Regions from separate parts of the Homo sapiens genome. Here region 2 is linked to region 1. A link is a contact called in ENCODE Hi-C or POLR2A ChIA-PET data. All regions are on one chromosome and are shown on one strand. Each heading gives the region's core, a stretch centred on a gene start or an enhancer-like site at or near the end of the contact. The rest is flanking DNA. Distances are from core to core; before and after follow the strand shown.

Region 1 (7,314 bases), core at 3,222-5,721:
TCAAAGCTAGTTAGGAAATTCCCAAGAAATCGAGGCCCAACCCTAGTTTCCTGAGAAGACAAGACACCCATTTATTTTTTTTTCTCTCTCTCTTCCCCATAAATTACTAAGCCAGCATTTGCCATTAGACATCTGTGGCAGTCTGGGCTGCCCACGTCAAAGCTGGACCACACTTCATTTCTCCATGGGGCTGTCCCCCAGTAAATCTCTTTTTAATCCAGGTCTCAGCCTGCTAAGTCTGTCGTCACCAGCAGTGGACAGAGTGCGCATGGGAGTGCTGGAGAATTTCTCCTCCTCCAGTGGGCTAGCAGCTCAGCTATTCTTTCTCCTCTGATGAGACTGCCTACCCAGACGCCGATAAGGGCTAGTAGGTTTCCTGCACTCAGTACATCAAGTGGGTCCACCGTGGAGGGAGAAGAGGTGTTCAGTTTATGCTGCCCCAGCCATCAGGGATGACTGATATTAGTAGCCAGAGCCATCCATCTGCCAAACCACCCATGTCAGACAACATCACAACCATGCAGGGAAAGCTGTCATTTGTTCTGCAGCACTTGGGGAAATTAATCTTGCCCTCTGCATGACTCTGCGCTTGCTCACTCTACCTAGAGAGCTGCTTAGGAAAAGAGACCATTGTACTTGCCTGGGATATTTAACACCAAGGAAAATATCAGACAGGGAAAAGTATTTATGATTTCTGTGAATTCATACACTATTAAGAGCTGTCAGCAAGTAGACACTGAGGGAAGCAGAGAGGCACAAAAAGAACCCTAGACAGGATCTGGCCCAGCCCCATCACCAACCTATTGGGCTACTCTGGGCCTGTTCCTTCATCTTGGAGCCTCATTGCATCTTTTAAGTCTGTCTGTTTTAAGAGGATGGCAGTGCATTAGGGGCAAGTGACTTGCTGTGACATAATGAGAAATGCATATTTGGTCTCTGCTCCCAGTGCCTGGCACAGAGCTCCTAAGTCTTTGGAATTTCTTGATAGGGGTAAGAGGAGCATCTTTTGTTATTCATAGCAAACCCCTTTCAAACATACCTGGGCTTATGCTACTGAGGTGACTCTTGGAGGATAGGAGCTGGTTGCGAGACAAACCAACCATGGGATTAGAGCATTGGAACTTTCATTCCTGCCCTCTGACCTCCAAGACAGTAAGGAGACAGTAAGGCGGGGATGGAGATGGACTTAATTGCTGATGGCCAATGATTTAACTAGTCATGCCTACATAATAGAGTCTCCAAAAAAACATTCAACTATGGGACTCAGAGAGCTTCCAGGGTGGTGGACACACAGTGTTGCTGGGATGGTGGCACTCATGGAGAGGGCATGGAAGCTCTGCACCGCCCCCACACCGTGCACTATGCACCTCTTCATCTGGCTGTTCAACTGTATCCTTTACCATATGCTTTATAACACACCAGCCACAGTAAATAAGTGTTCCCCTGAGTTCTCTGAGCCATTCTAGCAAATTTCTGAATGTAAGGGAGGTCATGGGAACTCCTGATTTGCAGCCAAGTTGGACAGAAGTGTGGGTAACCTTGGGACCTATGACTTGTGATTGGCATCTGGAGAGATAGAGAGAGAGAGAGAGAGCGTGTGTGTGTGTGTGTGTGTGTGTGTGTGTATGTGTGTCGGGGGTGTGGTAATCTTGTGGAACTGAGCCCTTAACCTGTGGCGTCTAGGCTAACTCTAGGTAGATTGTGTCCGAATTGAATTGAATTATAGGATGTTCAGCTGGTGTAGGAGAATTGGTTGTGTGGGGAAAGCAACCCACATATTTAGTGTCTGAGTGTTGGGAAGAGAGACTTTCCATTCATTGGCTCCAAGCCCTACAGATGGGTCTGTCCACATAGCTGAGTCTTTACCTTTCCTTGACAGCTCAGTCTTCCTAATCCCACTGAGACCAGCCCACTGGCTGGCTGGCAACCTGAACTTCCCAAGCGTTCCAAGAGCGCCAAAAGCCAAGATCGTTTCAGTGGGATCGGCCTAGAGAAACGAGAATCTATCCTTTCCAAATCTCGAGATGCCTGCCACACCCTGCTGGAACCTGCCATAAATCAGTGCCTTTCAGGACAGCCTCTCCTAAATTCATTTATCTTGGCTCCAGGGTGCGTTAGGCTGTAAGGAGCACTCTGGCTTTCTCTCCTATCAGTCTGCCAGAAACAACAGCCTATCAAGGTCACTCCAGGTCTGGTCTGGACATATTCACCAGATAAGAAAGAGCCTTTCATGCTATTAATCTACCCCCTTTGATTCAGGGTACTGTCTGCTATGTTCTATGCTGACTTGGTGAGAAATACCTCACACATTTGTCCCATAATGTTCAGTGAAAGAAGGAAGAGATGAACAGGGGCATGTCTATCTTCCATCAGTCCACATGGCAAATGCCCCTAGTTCTCTCTTTTTCTTGTATTGACAATGTCAAGCTCACAGGGTTAGAGGCAGTCTAAACTGACAGGGCCCAGAAGAAGAAAGACATGTGGCTACGTCCTCAAACTCAATGGTGCTACAATCATAGGCACAAATTCATTTAGCGGAATATGGTTGGCCTTGCCATTTTTAAAGTTAGTTGTAGCATTCATTTGACATTTTTTTTTTCTCAGACAAGGTCTTGCTCTGTCACCCAGGTTGGAGTGCAATGGTGTAATCACAGCTCGCTGCAGCCTCAACCTCCTGGACTCAAGTGATACTTCCACCTCAGCTGGGACCACAGGAACATGCCACCATGAACAGCTTTTAAATTATTTGTTGCAACAGGTCTCACTATATTGCATAGGCTGGTCTTGAACTCCTAGGCTCAAATGATCCCCCCATCTCAGCCTCCCAAAGTGCTGGGATTGCAGATGTGAGTCACCATGCCCAGCCAACAAATATTTATTGACTGCTTACTATGCAACAGGCAGGCACAGTGCCAGCCAATGAAGATACAGGAGCATTCAAGACAGATTTGACCCTAACCTTTAGAACTTACAACAGGTTTGGGTTTTGTCTTTCCTATCCCATATATATATATATGTGTGTATATGTATATATATATGTATATATGTATATATATATGTATATACACACACACACATATATACACATATATATACACATACATACACACACACACATGCATATACACACACACATATACTCACATACATACATACAAACACTAATAAACCAATTCTGATGTAGTGCTACCAGTGCTAATACAGATACAGCAAGTAACAAGGAAGCATACAGAAAGGTCACTACCTCTGCTTGGATGGAATCAGAGAGGAGATGACCTGACAGGCAATAAAGGAAAAGATACAAGGTATTATACATGCAAATGATGCATGAGAGCACGAAGCACCCTCTTATGAACAAATAATACAAACAAAAATAAAGTATAACAACTATCCATATAGCATTTACATTGTATTAGATATTATAGGTAATCTAGAGATGATTTAAAGTATATAGGAGGATCTACATAGGTTATATGCAAATACTATGCAATTTTACATGAAAAACTTGAGCATCCACAGATTTTGGTATTTTCTGGGGGTCCTGAAACCAATCCCTCATGGATACTGAGGGATGACTTTAATTAATTCAGCATGAATGAGTTCCTCAATTTCTGAAGAACGGAGTCTCCCCGCAGGCATCTGTGCCCATATTTGTTGATGGAGTAATTCCTGCCACCAAGGAGGGAAGACAGCAGCCCCTAAAAAGCCACTGTGGAAGACCAAATGCTTACATCCTGTTTTCTCTCTACACTAGGCTATTGATCAGCCTCATTCTCAAAAGCCAACATCCTTAGCCCTAAATATCACCAGCCAGGAGCTTTAAACCAACACAATGACTCACAGTGAAAAGGAATTGAGACCACAGCCTCTATCAACCACTAGATGGACACCACAGGCTAAGCTGGCTTTCTCCAAGTGTTCTGTAAATAGAACCATTGAGCTTCATAGCGTGTGGTAGCGAGTTATATAAGCATAAGGTCCTGCCAGAGTAGGCATCAAGAATAGACCATTCTCAAAATATTAAATACCTGCTAAGTCCCAGTCTCTGGGTTTAGAAAAATAATGAGTGCTGTCTGCCTGCTAGGAACTCCAAGTTTAGTGGAGAAAGACACACACACACACACACACACACGCGCGCGCGTGCACATTTCTTGTGCATCTCAGATTCTTGCCTGTTCTTTTCAAGCTCTATCTCTAATATTCAAAGGTTAAGAACTTGTTCCAGTTCACTTGGCAGAGCCAGGATTAAATCTCAAGTCTGTCTGCCTTTTAAGAACATACTCTTTCCTCAGTACCATCCAGTGGCTTTCAGACACTTCCCATGCAAAGTGAAACGCTTATATATAAGGGTAGGTGTGAACCAAGACTACCAGAAACACGTGAGACTGAGCTAACTGTGACTGGGGGAATCCCAGAGGACATCACAGGGGAGACATTTTCTTCAGGATTAGTCAGATGGGCATGAGGGGAAAGGAATTCCAGGAAGAAAGCAGCATGTCCCAGGAGGGAGGGCTTTGCAAATGCAGGAACCAGAGGCAGGGCTTTGCAAATGCAGGAACCAGCTTTTGGTGGTGGCAGGTAGCCTAGAGCAGTGGGAAGTCTGGAGTGTGTGAAGGGAAATGTGGCCGGGGGCAAGTCAGCGAAGGCAGATGAGGCAAAGGCCATGAAGAGCCTCCACAGTCAGTTAAGGCATTCAGATCTGTTCCCACAGGCAATGGGAAGCCATCAAAGGTTCTGAGAGGGAGAAACTTCTGATGTTATATTTAAAGGGTCATTTTTTTGTCCATAAAGGGATATCTACTTATACTTTGGAACATTACACAACTCAGTGCCTCCTTTGAAAAGAAAAAAAAAATCATTTCAAACATATGGACGTGGAGTCTGCCCCTTTAATTTTATTCTGTACCATATGGCACTTTGAATTTTTAGAATATGAGTAGAAGATTGACTTCACAGATCAAAACCTAGTAAGAGAAATTTCATCTGTTATTTTAATTTCCTCCCCACTACAGCCAATGCCCAATTTATCAATCCAATAAAAGGGATGAGTGAGATCAGATAACAACCTGTAAAGTACTTAGACATGCCTGGTATATACCAGGCACAATATAAGAACACACACACACACAAAGTGTAAGAGGCATTTGCCCTTAATTCTTAGCTAAACTACATGGTAATATGGTAATAAAGTAATTTCAGCCCTACCATAGGGAGAATTGAAGGATACACACAGGTGCACATGCACACACCAGTACAGAAAATGAACTAGAGGCATCAAAAAATAGCTGTTATGCCAAGCCGAAGTACAGCATCACTTTAAAAACAGAGGTCTTAGGTTTTTAGAAACCAGAATTTACTTCCATATCAGATTTTCTAAATAAACTTACTATAAACTTTTACAAGAACTTTCCTCAAAGAGCCTCTGTACAGATTGATATATTACTCATACATCAAGGCTACATTTCTACTAAGCCAAATAAACATCTGGACAAAAGCTTTAATCATTTCATTGTTTCCAAGCGCCTGGATGTTTGAGGGAGATAAGGCATCTAGACCCCGACTGGGATTTTGGTCTTTATCAGATACAACTGCAAACAGAAATCCAGCTGAAGGTTTAAAAACCATATTAATTGTAGCACTTCAAAGCTCAGGGAAGTCAAATGACATGCCTAACGTCACAGAGCTGGCAAGAGGTTGGGGAGGGTTTAAGCCCTGGTCTGCCCAATATGATATCCCAGTCTATTTCCCTTTCACTACATCAATTGCCTCAACAATGCCTTATTCAGCACATTCTGAAGCACAGAATAACCAGCCTTTCAATATTTACAACCTTGCCAGTTTATAGGAAGAATATGATGAGTAGAAAAGACATTAAGTGTCTTGCTCTGAACTCTGCGTGTAAACACAAACTGGTAACTTGGCCTCAAAGCAGAAATTCACATGCATTTCCACAGAGTGGATACATGCTTAACAAGTGTTCTAGAATGCTACAACTAGAAGGAGCATTAGGTTCCATCTGGGCTACCTCTCCTCATGCTGAGGGTACATTTCTACATTAAAAGGAACAGGAAGAGAAACCAGACCAAAGTTCTCCAGTTTCAGTAATTGGGTGCTTTGCTTACGTTTCTGAACTTTTTATCTACACTTGCTCTAAGTGCTATCACACATGCTAAAACGTAAACTTGGCAAAGCTGGAACTGAAATGTAAACATCGGTGCTTTTAAGCAAAGGTAAAGGCTCTGGTTTGGATGGTTAAAGAAACCAGGAGTTTCTCAGTCGGCTATCACTAAGATTCAGGTTAGAGTGTTTCAATGTCTCCACCTTGTGGACATAATCAACACTACATCAAAATGAATTCACTGGCCATCTTTTTAGAATTGAAAGACTGGTTCGACAATAAAATCAACTATTACAGGATACAAAAACCTCAAAACAAGCCACAATTTGTTCGGTAGTATATGAAAATGGGAATTGATAATAATAAATCTGAGTCCATGCTAGATACCAAAAGTCTTCTAAACAATAATACAAAGATTACATTATGTGAAATTCAGTTGTAATAGGTGTATGCTATTGTTTTTCATGTTTATGGAAAACTAGAAAAAAAAGGATGCTCTAAGTTGACCAGGTCATTTAATTTCTCACTCCATTAATTGCGCCAGCCATTCCAGGCAGCAGAAATTTGTTGTACTGTAAGGTGTTGGGCAGCTCAGAAAACACTACAAAATAAAGGCCTCAGAAGTGAAAGTTTCTCTCTGACCTTTTTCTGCCCTCTGGTCTCTCAATCCTATTTCCCCTGAGGCCAGCCATAGAAACTAGAATCCCTCTGCCCCTAGGTAGGCCATAGAAATCAGAACCCTTTTTCCCCAAAGCCAGTCATAAAACCTCCAAACATTATTCTAATTTTCCCTCTTCCTTTCTGTGTGAAGCCTGGGCATAAGGAAATTATCTGACCCACCTTGTTTGATTGTAGAAACCTCCATTACAGAGAGGGCTCTGCCCCATACGCAGAAGGCAGGAATGCTTCTCAGAAGGGCCAAGAAGAACCTTGCTTGGTTTCCCCACTCCATCTGCTAGCATTAGATCATACCTTTTTTGCCCAATCATATTTCTACACAGCTGCCCGTACTTTGTAGAACCTAAGCATAAAATTGGACAATCTCCCCTATATCTTTGGGTATTCATTCTGAAGGCTTCTGTGTATATACATTAAGTAAATTTGTATGTCCTTTCTCCAATGAATCTGCCTTTTGTGAGCTGATTTTCCAGTGAACCTTCAGAGGGTAAAGGGGAAATTTTCCTTTTGCCCCTGCA
Region 2 (7,314 bases), core at 2,453-4,952, 96 kb before region 1:
CCTCAAGTGATCCACCTACCTCAGCCTCCCAAAGTGCTAGGATTACAGGCATGAGCCACCGCACCTGGCCTGCATCTGAAATTTCTGAGTGCCAAGTGGCCAGGGTATCCTCGGACTTATATATTATGGAGTGACTACTGATTATGTCAATAGGGGGATTCTTTGGGCTTAAGGAAAGATGTTGTCAGTGTGTTCGTACTGGATGTTCATGTGTATGGAGTGGGTGAGCTACACAGGAAGAATCAGAGTGAGAGGGAGCACAGAAATGTTTTCTCCTTAATGTTTTTACTATATCTGACAGACATGCAACTTTCCAGGACACATCAATTGCCTGAAAATAGCCTGTCATGTATCTCTATTCTGAATTTTTAAAAAACCAGAGCTACATAATTTTGATAGGCTAGATCTGCTACAGAAGTATACACACCATTTCACAATGTTAACATTTAGAAGTTAGCTTTCTCTCAGGGCACCAGTGGGGCATCAAAGTCAAACTCACAGTGAGAGTGGCCATGATTTAAGCATCTGGCATGGTTGCTGACAAGCAGCTCATAGGCACGATTGAAACTGGTAAGTACAAAAGGCCTTGCCAAGGCCCCCTCTAAGGCCACACTGCTCAACAACTTCCTGCAGGATGACTGTTGGGAGATTTTAATACTTTCCTTCTTAGATTCTTAGAACTGGCTTTACTCAGAGGATCCCATTGAAAGGAAGCATTGATACCTACCTCACATTACTGTTCAAAATGCTCTCAGTCTTAAGAGCTGCAGGTTATTAACTATAGACATACATGACAGCAATGAAACATTTCATTCCAAGTCCCATTTTATGCGAAAGCACTTAATGCTTAGTGCAGGGTGAAGCTGATGCTACAGGGCATGTGGTGTTTAGAAAGCAGAAGAAATGACGGCTGCAACCATAAGACAGCAAGATCACAGGGGAGGCATTAGCAAACTGAATTTTCTCTGATTGGCAAAGTGATATAGATGGTGTGAGCAATGGTGACTTATAGCATCTTGTTTTGCCAGGACTAGCACCAAAAACGAACCTGAGCCACCACTTACCAGGAATGGAAGGACAGTCCTTCCTGGGAGTCTTTTCTTTATTATCCACCAAAAAATGATCACACCCATGTCTTGTTGGGCAATGAAAGTGGACCAATTTTCCATTAGAATATTTAGACAAGGGCAAAGTATCTGTCTAGCAATTTTTTATGGGCAGAAAAGTTAAATATTTTCAAATTGGGGGAAAATATTCCTTGCCTCCTGTGCTCTTGTCCTAGCTTACAAATCAGTATGCTATAAGTCATGTCCTTTCTCTTGGAAGACAGCCATGTTAACAGAATGGTCATGGTGAAGTGCTCAGAAATTAAACCCATTGGCCCCAGAAGCAGTAATGACTGCTCCTTGGGCTTGCCCAGGGATGTTTTTCATGAGATGGTTTTACCACATTAAGCCTGAAAAAGCACAGCCCCTGCTCAAGCAAATAAGCTGACAAATGGAGAGTGAGAACGAGAGGGTGCAAGGGGAGCCGTCATCCAAAAGGTCCTGCTGTGGTGGTCAAAGCGGGGACCCCAGCCCAGCCCAAACCCCCACCAGCCATGAAGGAGTCACACAGCCAAGCTCCAAAGCCACAACAGATGGCACAGATGCAAGGAGGAAACACAGATACCTGAGTCCTTTCTTAGGCAAAGTGTTCCTATCAAGGTGCGGGTCACTGTAGGAAAGTTAAAACAAAAATAAGAACTTCAGAGCAGCACACAGAAGGCAGAGAGAGGGAAAGCTAGGGAGGGGACTGAAGGGCCCTGGAGAAAGAGGTGCACATCACCAGGAAGTGCCTTATCCAGCTAGGCGTGCAATGCAACACATCCACATCCGTGGAAAACAAAAGAAACCCAATCCTCAGCCTGAGCTGACACCAGCGCATACTTTACCCCAGGTCACCAGGAGGCCTGAGTCCCTTAACCCCAATTGTTCCTCGTTTTCCACAGATTCAAAGCAAAATTCAGGGGTTGCTCCACCTCAAAGCAGAGGTCCTGTGCCTTCTACTGCCCAGGGGCACTCTCTGCACCAACACGGCTTCTCAGAGAGAGGGATGCCCACTTCCCTGCACCCCTAACTCTGGCCCACCCCCTAAATGCCACTGGCAATGACTTCAAATGGGAGAACAGACTTGTTGGAGGTTTCAAGAGGCCAGCAGTCTGCATATTTGGAATTCATCTGTAACGAAGTGAATTCCAGGTCCCTCTCAATTTCTGCGGCCCAGGCATAGCTAGGAGCTGAGTCCTGGGTGGGGCATGTTACAACTTGCTGGCTGATGAAGTCAAAGCACTTGGATTTCTAAAGACCAACGGTTTAAAGGCTTGGTTTGTGAGCTGACAAAAACAAAGTTTTCACTGTTGATGGGGTGAAGGTTTTTTTTTTTTTTTTTTTCTGGCAGGAGACAACATCTGTTTGTTATGTTTGGCCAGGTCATCACTCCCCCACAAAATTAAGGACAGTATCCATCTCTGAGGCCCACCTACAGCTGGGGGCAAACACAAGCGTGTACATTTGTAAAGTCTTAATACTCTACACATTCTTTTTCATTATCATCGCAGGAAATGGGCACACAGAACACAACAGTCTGCAAGACATAATGAGCCAAACTTCAGCAAAGGATTTTGAAAGGGAGAAGAGGCAGCTGCATGGGGAGGGGTAGACAAAGGTGAGGGCCAAGCTACACAGTGGGTGGCAGGTCATTTCTGGGCTTGGGGTTGGGGGTGGCAAAAGGAATGGGAAGGAAGCTGAAAAGCAGGAACATGCCACAGGAGGCCACAAGAGATGCAAGCGAGAGCTTCCGCTGCCCCAGATCAAGTGGCAGGGTTTAAGGTCGCCTTCCCAAAATGGGAATGAAGAGGCCAGCCCAACTCCACCTCTCCCTGGGCTTTAGCAGACAGAGGAACAGACTCTCACTGGCATGTCCATGTGTCACAGAGTACACTAGAGCCACAAACACAAGCAGGTGGCTTAGGCCAACAGCCTCGCACAAGACATCTGGCTTGACAACGAATGGGCAGAAGAACCTAGAGGCTCGGTTGGTCCCCGGCCTGCAATGTCATTACCTGTCCTGTTTCCTGGGCAGAGTACTTCTGCAGAACTTAGGGCTAGCAGCAGGGGAAGAGAGAGGGCTAGAAGTCCAGGCAGGTAGAAAACAAGAGAAGGAACGTTAGCTTGGAAGAAAGGAGAGGTGTTGTTATATACATTTTTTTCATTCCCCATGCTGATCCTCGCTTTCTTCCCTATATGCAGAAACTGGACACATTTATCCCTGCTGCAGAGAAATCCAGGGCTCTGAGAACACTTTTAATTTCTTGATTTCCTATCAGTCCAGGAGGAGGGTGTTTGCCACAATGACAACAAACCTACCCAGCTGTCTAAAGAGCATCCTACTAAACACTCCATGTCTGCACCCAGTCACCTGCTCTGCTTGCACAATTACAAGGGGAGGGAAAAGAAGCTGTTGATGAACAAACAGGATAAAACTGAAGGATTTCAAAAGCTGAATGCCATTTCAAATGGTAGCATAAATCTGCCCCCGAGAGACTGAGCAGCTCCAAGCACCAAAAATAACCACAGAGGAAAAGATAACAGGGAGCAGAGCCAAGCTTGATTCCATCCTGAAGTGGCTTCCCCATGAAAGACAGCAGTAATTAGAAAGAGAGAAATCTTACAGGCAAAGGCTATTCGACATTTGGGATTCCTAAGCTAATCTTTTTATTTTTGGAAGGGTGTCTTTCTGAGAAAGGCAGCCAGAGGCACAGCACCAACCTTTCTGACAGTGTGGTCTTCACACTGTTAGTTCTGACAAAGGGAGTCAAGGAGTCGTCCTTGGAGGAGGCGATGAGGCCAGTGGAAGAATTGTGGCTGGGGACCCCTCCACTGCTGAGGGAGATGTCGATGGACTCACAGCTGGTGTGGAGGCTGCTGACAGACTGAAAGCCCAGGCCATCCTTGCTAACTGCGGAGGAGCTGCTGGCGTTGGTGCCCCAGGTGAGGCTGTTGGAAGGGGCCGAGTGGGCTGAGCTGGGGCTGGAGGCTAGCGGAGACTGGTTGAGGTCCACATTCTTGCTGTAGAGAGGACTGCTGCTCCCACTGCTCAGGACGCCACTGCCTGACGGGGAGTCTAGGTTACCTTGCTGAGTCATGGTGGCATGAGGATTGGAGATGACCACCGAATTTTTCATGTTTTCAGCTGTGGCGATGGGCACTTGCTTGGTAGGCTTCCCACCAAAGAGTCTGTGAAGAGACAAAGGGTTGTGTAGGTTGAACACCCAGTGCCAAGGGGCACCGGACTGTTAAAGAAGGGTAGGGCAGAGGAGTTGGTGAGAATTCCTGGGGAAGGAAGCACAGCCATTCCTACTGAAATGGCTAACGGTACTTCAGGGAAAGGTCAGCCATAAAGTGGGCCTAGACACTAGTGCATCACAGGCTGCCGTCTTCAAATTCTAAGCTGCAGCTGAGACTCTGACTCCATCTGAGCCAAAGAGCCATGAGTAATAATTTTCTACAGGCCTATTCACATGACACTGGGCCAAGATCTTGCTTCCCTTTCTTTCAATAGATAGACTAACTAGAAAACTGCCCTGGCCCAGGAAGATGGTTGTCTTCATCATCTCTGTCTCTGCGGCCCCAGGCATAAAGCAGGCACACAGTTTATGACAGCTCAACTCTAAGGGATTTGGTTTCTTGACCTCTGAGCACAATACATAGAATCAAGAGCATGAATTTAGATCTGGAGGGGGCCTAGGAAAAATGTCTTCAGAGATTTATCCACAATAGAAAACGCAACTGGAAAGATGTATCTTTTGAAGCCAGAGAGCTTACTTATCCAGTGACATACATGGAAATCTTGCTTGGTTCACAAGACATTAGACCAGACACACTGGGTGGGAACTGTGTCTCTGTGACAGACACACAGAAATGCTATTCTATGTCATCTCCCCTGCTCGTGGCCAAAAATGTGCCATCAGACTACAAGGAATGACATAAATGCCCCCTCTTCCACTGGCAGAGAACTCTCTGGTAGAATGTTGAAATTATCTTTAAGTCAGAGAATTGTCCACATTCTAGTAATGCAAAGGCTCTATTACACTCACTGAAACCTGTGTTGAGTAAGTATCTCACAAGTGACAAAACTACTATGTATTTCTGACATGCAGGTGGCCTTGGGTGCTCAAAGTCGTGACAGTTTGATCTCTGCCCTCTCTAGACAGTCCTATAAATCTCAAGTATTGTAAAGACAATCAATCAATCAATCCTTACTACAGTGGGTGGTGGCAGAAAGGAAACACTTTGTGCCTGGTGACAACAGGGAATGAAATATCCTAATGTAGAATCTTGGCTTTAGAATGCTTACATACTTCCAGTGATGACAGGGACCTCGTTACTTCAAAGGGTAACTTGTTCCATTGCCAAGCACTTCCAATTATTAGGAAACCCAAATCTCATCCACTTTTTTTTCTGACTTTTGCATATTGCTCCTCATTCTGCTATGCATGACTACATACAAAAGTCTAATCTTTGGTCTGTTAGTCCTTGAAATCATTTGAAGAGAGTTATCTATCAAATTCACCAAAGATTTTTCTTCACCATACTAATACACATCAAGAGAACTAAGAATACCTTAACGATTTAGGAAGAAATGTAATTTACCAGGAATTGGCTAAAAGGTGTTCAATGTAGAGCCGTAGGAGCTGCATGCATTTTCAAGCATTCCATTACACTAGCCTAAGGGTCTAGTAAAATGCCTTTGTAGTTAGTAAAGGAAATCTATAATACCAAAGAGTGAATATTACATATAATACTTGAGGCAAGAAACAGAGAACATTTTCATTTACAAGGCAATCTGTTAAAACAACAAAGAGCAGCACAACAGACTTACCCCTGGAAAAAAAAATCGTTACTGAAATTCTAATAATCAAGTCTGGACAAAGAACAGTGAACTGCTTCATTATACCTTTCATGTGGAATGCTTCTTCTGAAGTCTTTTCAAACATTCCTGTTCATCCCCAGATATGTACATGTGCATATAATTTTTATTTTCTCACTGCTTGATTTTCTTTTCTTGGGACTTATTCTTTCTTATGATAAGAAATTTCCTGGGAAAGTAGGATGAACTGTAACCTAGCAGTTGCAGTTTGAGAATGGTCCAGTGGATATTATAATAAGATAATACGAACAGGCAAAAGCTGAATAAATTTAAAAGAAACTTTAAACAAGTGAATAATTTGTTTATATCTAGAGCTTCCACCCAGTGTGAAAATGTGGGGAAATGATGTCTATTTAAGGTAACAGGAAATCAACTTCTCTTTTTCAGAAATATTTCTTCTTTAAGAGGTTTGTGTGTGTGTGTGTGTGTGTGTGTGTGATGGGGAGGGGGAAGTTAAAATTTCAGACTGACTTGGAATTCCGGAGTAGCGTAAAAGTATATGTGGGGACACTGGGCTTTTTGAGTAAAGGAAGGAGCTGGTCAAGATCACTGCCTGCCATAATGAGGAAGCTCAGCTGAAGAATTATTAACACAAGAAAAAAATGTATCTGCTCCCCTGAGCTACCCACCTAGGTCCAAGGGTGTATCAAGACCTCATTCTGGATTGGATGGTAGCTAACTTCTTTTTTTTTTTTTTTTGAGATGGAGTCTCGCTCTGTTGCCCAGGCTGGAGTGCAGTGGTGTGATCTTGGCTCACTGCAACCTCCGCCTCCTGGGTTCAAGTGATTCTTCTGCCTCAGCTTCCTGAGTAGCTGGGACTACAGGTGCATACCACCATGCCAGGCTAATTTTTTTGTATTTTTAGTAGAGACGGGGTTTCACCATATTGGCCAGGCTGGTCTCGAACTCCTGACCTCGTGATCTGCCCGCCTTGGCCTCCCAAAGTGCTGGGATTACAGGCGTGAGCCACGGTGCCCAGCAGTAGCTAACTTCTATTGAGTGCATACTACGACCAGACACAGCTACAAAGATGTATCTTTACAAAAACCCTGACAAAAAAGTATCTTCATCCCCATTTTACAGGTGAGGAAACTAAGGCAGAATTGTTAAAAAAGGTTATATGGCAGCTAATTAAAATGGACCTAAGATTTGATTCTAAGATGATTGATTCCAGAGGCCTAAGTTTTTCATCCCAACATGGGAAAATAGTCAACTGCAAAACTGCCGGCCTGATCTGACAAAACAGCTTTACTGGAGGACTAAAGTGGAGAAAAACAGAGGGTGCTTCAACTAAGAAACAGGAAATTACTAAATCCATTCCCTGTATTCTGGTTCTGCTCTGCA

What was found. A loop is a pair of places that touch in the nucleus more often than their neighbours do. ChIA-PET counts read pairs that join two places held with the same protein, here RNA polymerase II (POLR2A). Pooled maps may share reads with other maps.
Region 2: a loop to region 1 is called in a map of Right ventricle myocardium inferior, with 5 times the contacts of the local background. The contact joins the promoter of NAV2-AS2 here to the enhancer-like site in region 1. A Hi-C loop is called at or near these places in 25 of 168 maps with a recorded cell type or tissue (Caco-2, HepG2, K562 and 18 more), 2 of 37 single-sample maps with no recorded cell type and 18 of 50 pooled maps. POLR2A ChIA-PET finds 5 or more read pairs at or near these places in 6 of 52 experiments (A549, AG04450, HepG2 and 3 more).

The regions. Positions count from the first base shown.
Region 1 is chr11:19,950,677-19,957,990 of GRCh38, reverse strand. The region is part of intron 10 of NAV2 (neuron navigator 2); the gene reads right to left. Among named protein-coding and RNA genes, the nearest start is that of NAV2-AS3, 27 kb to the left of the region's middle. Within about 2 kb of position 4,471, at least 5 of the 41 ENCODE cell types and tissues checked have a DNase peak (open chromatin) inside an H3K27ac peak, as active enhancers do; they include endothelial cell of umbilical vein and mammary epithelial cell, where a contact is called at or near this core.
Region 2 is chr11:20,045,691-20,053,004 of GRCh38, reverse strand. It overlaps NAV2-AS2 (NAV2 antisense RNA 2), which reads left to right and starts at 3,702. Exons shown (of 2, transcript NR_046672.1): 1 at 3,702-4,031. It overlaps NAV2 (neuron navigator 2), which reads right to left. Exons shown (of 38, transcript NM_145117.5): 15 at 3,810-4,277; 16 at 3,104-3,169; 17 at 1,672-1,716. RefSeq lists enhancers at 3,333-4,532, 4,051-4,564.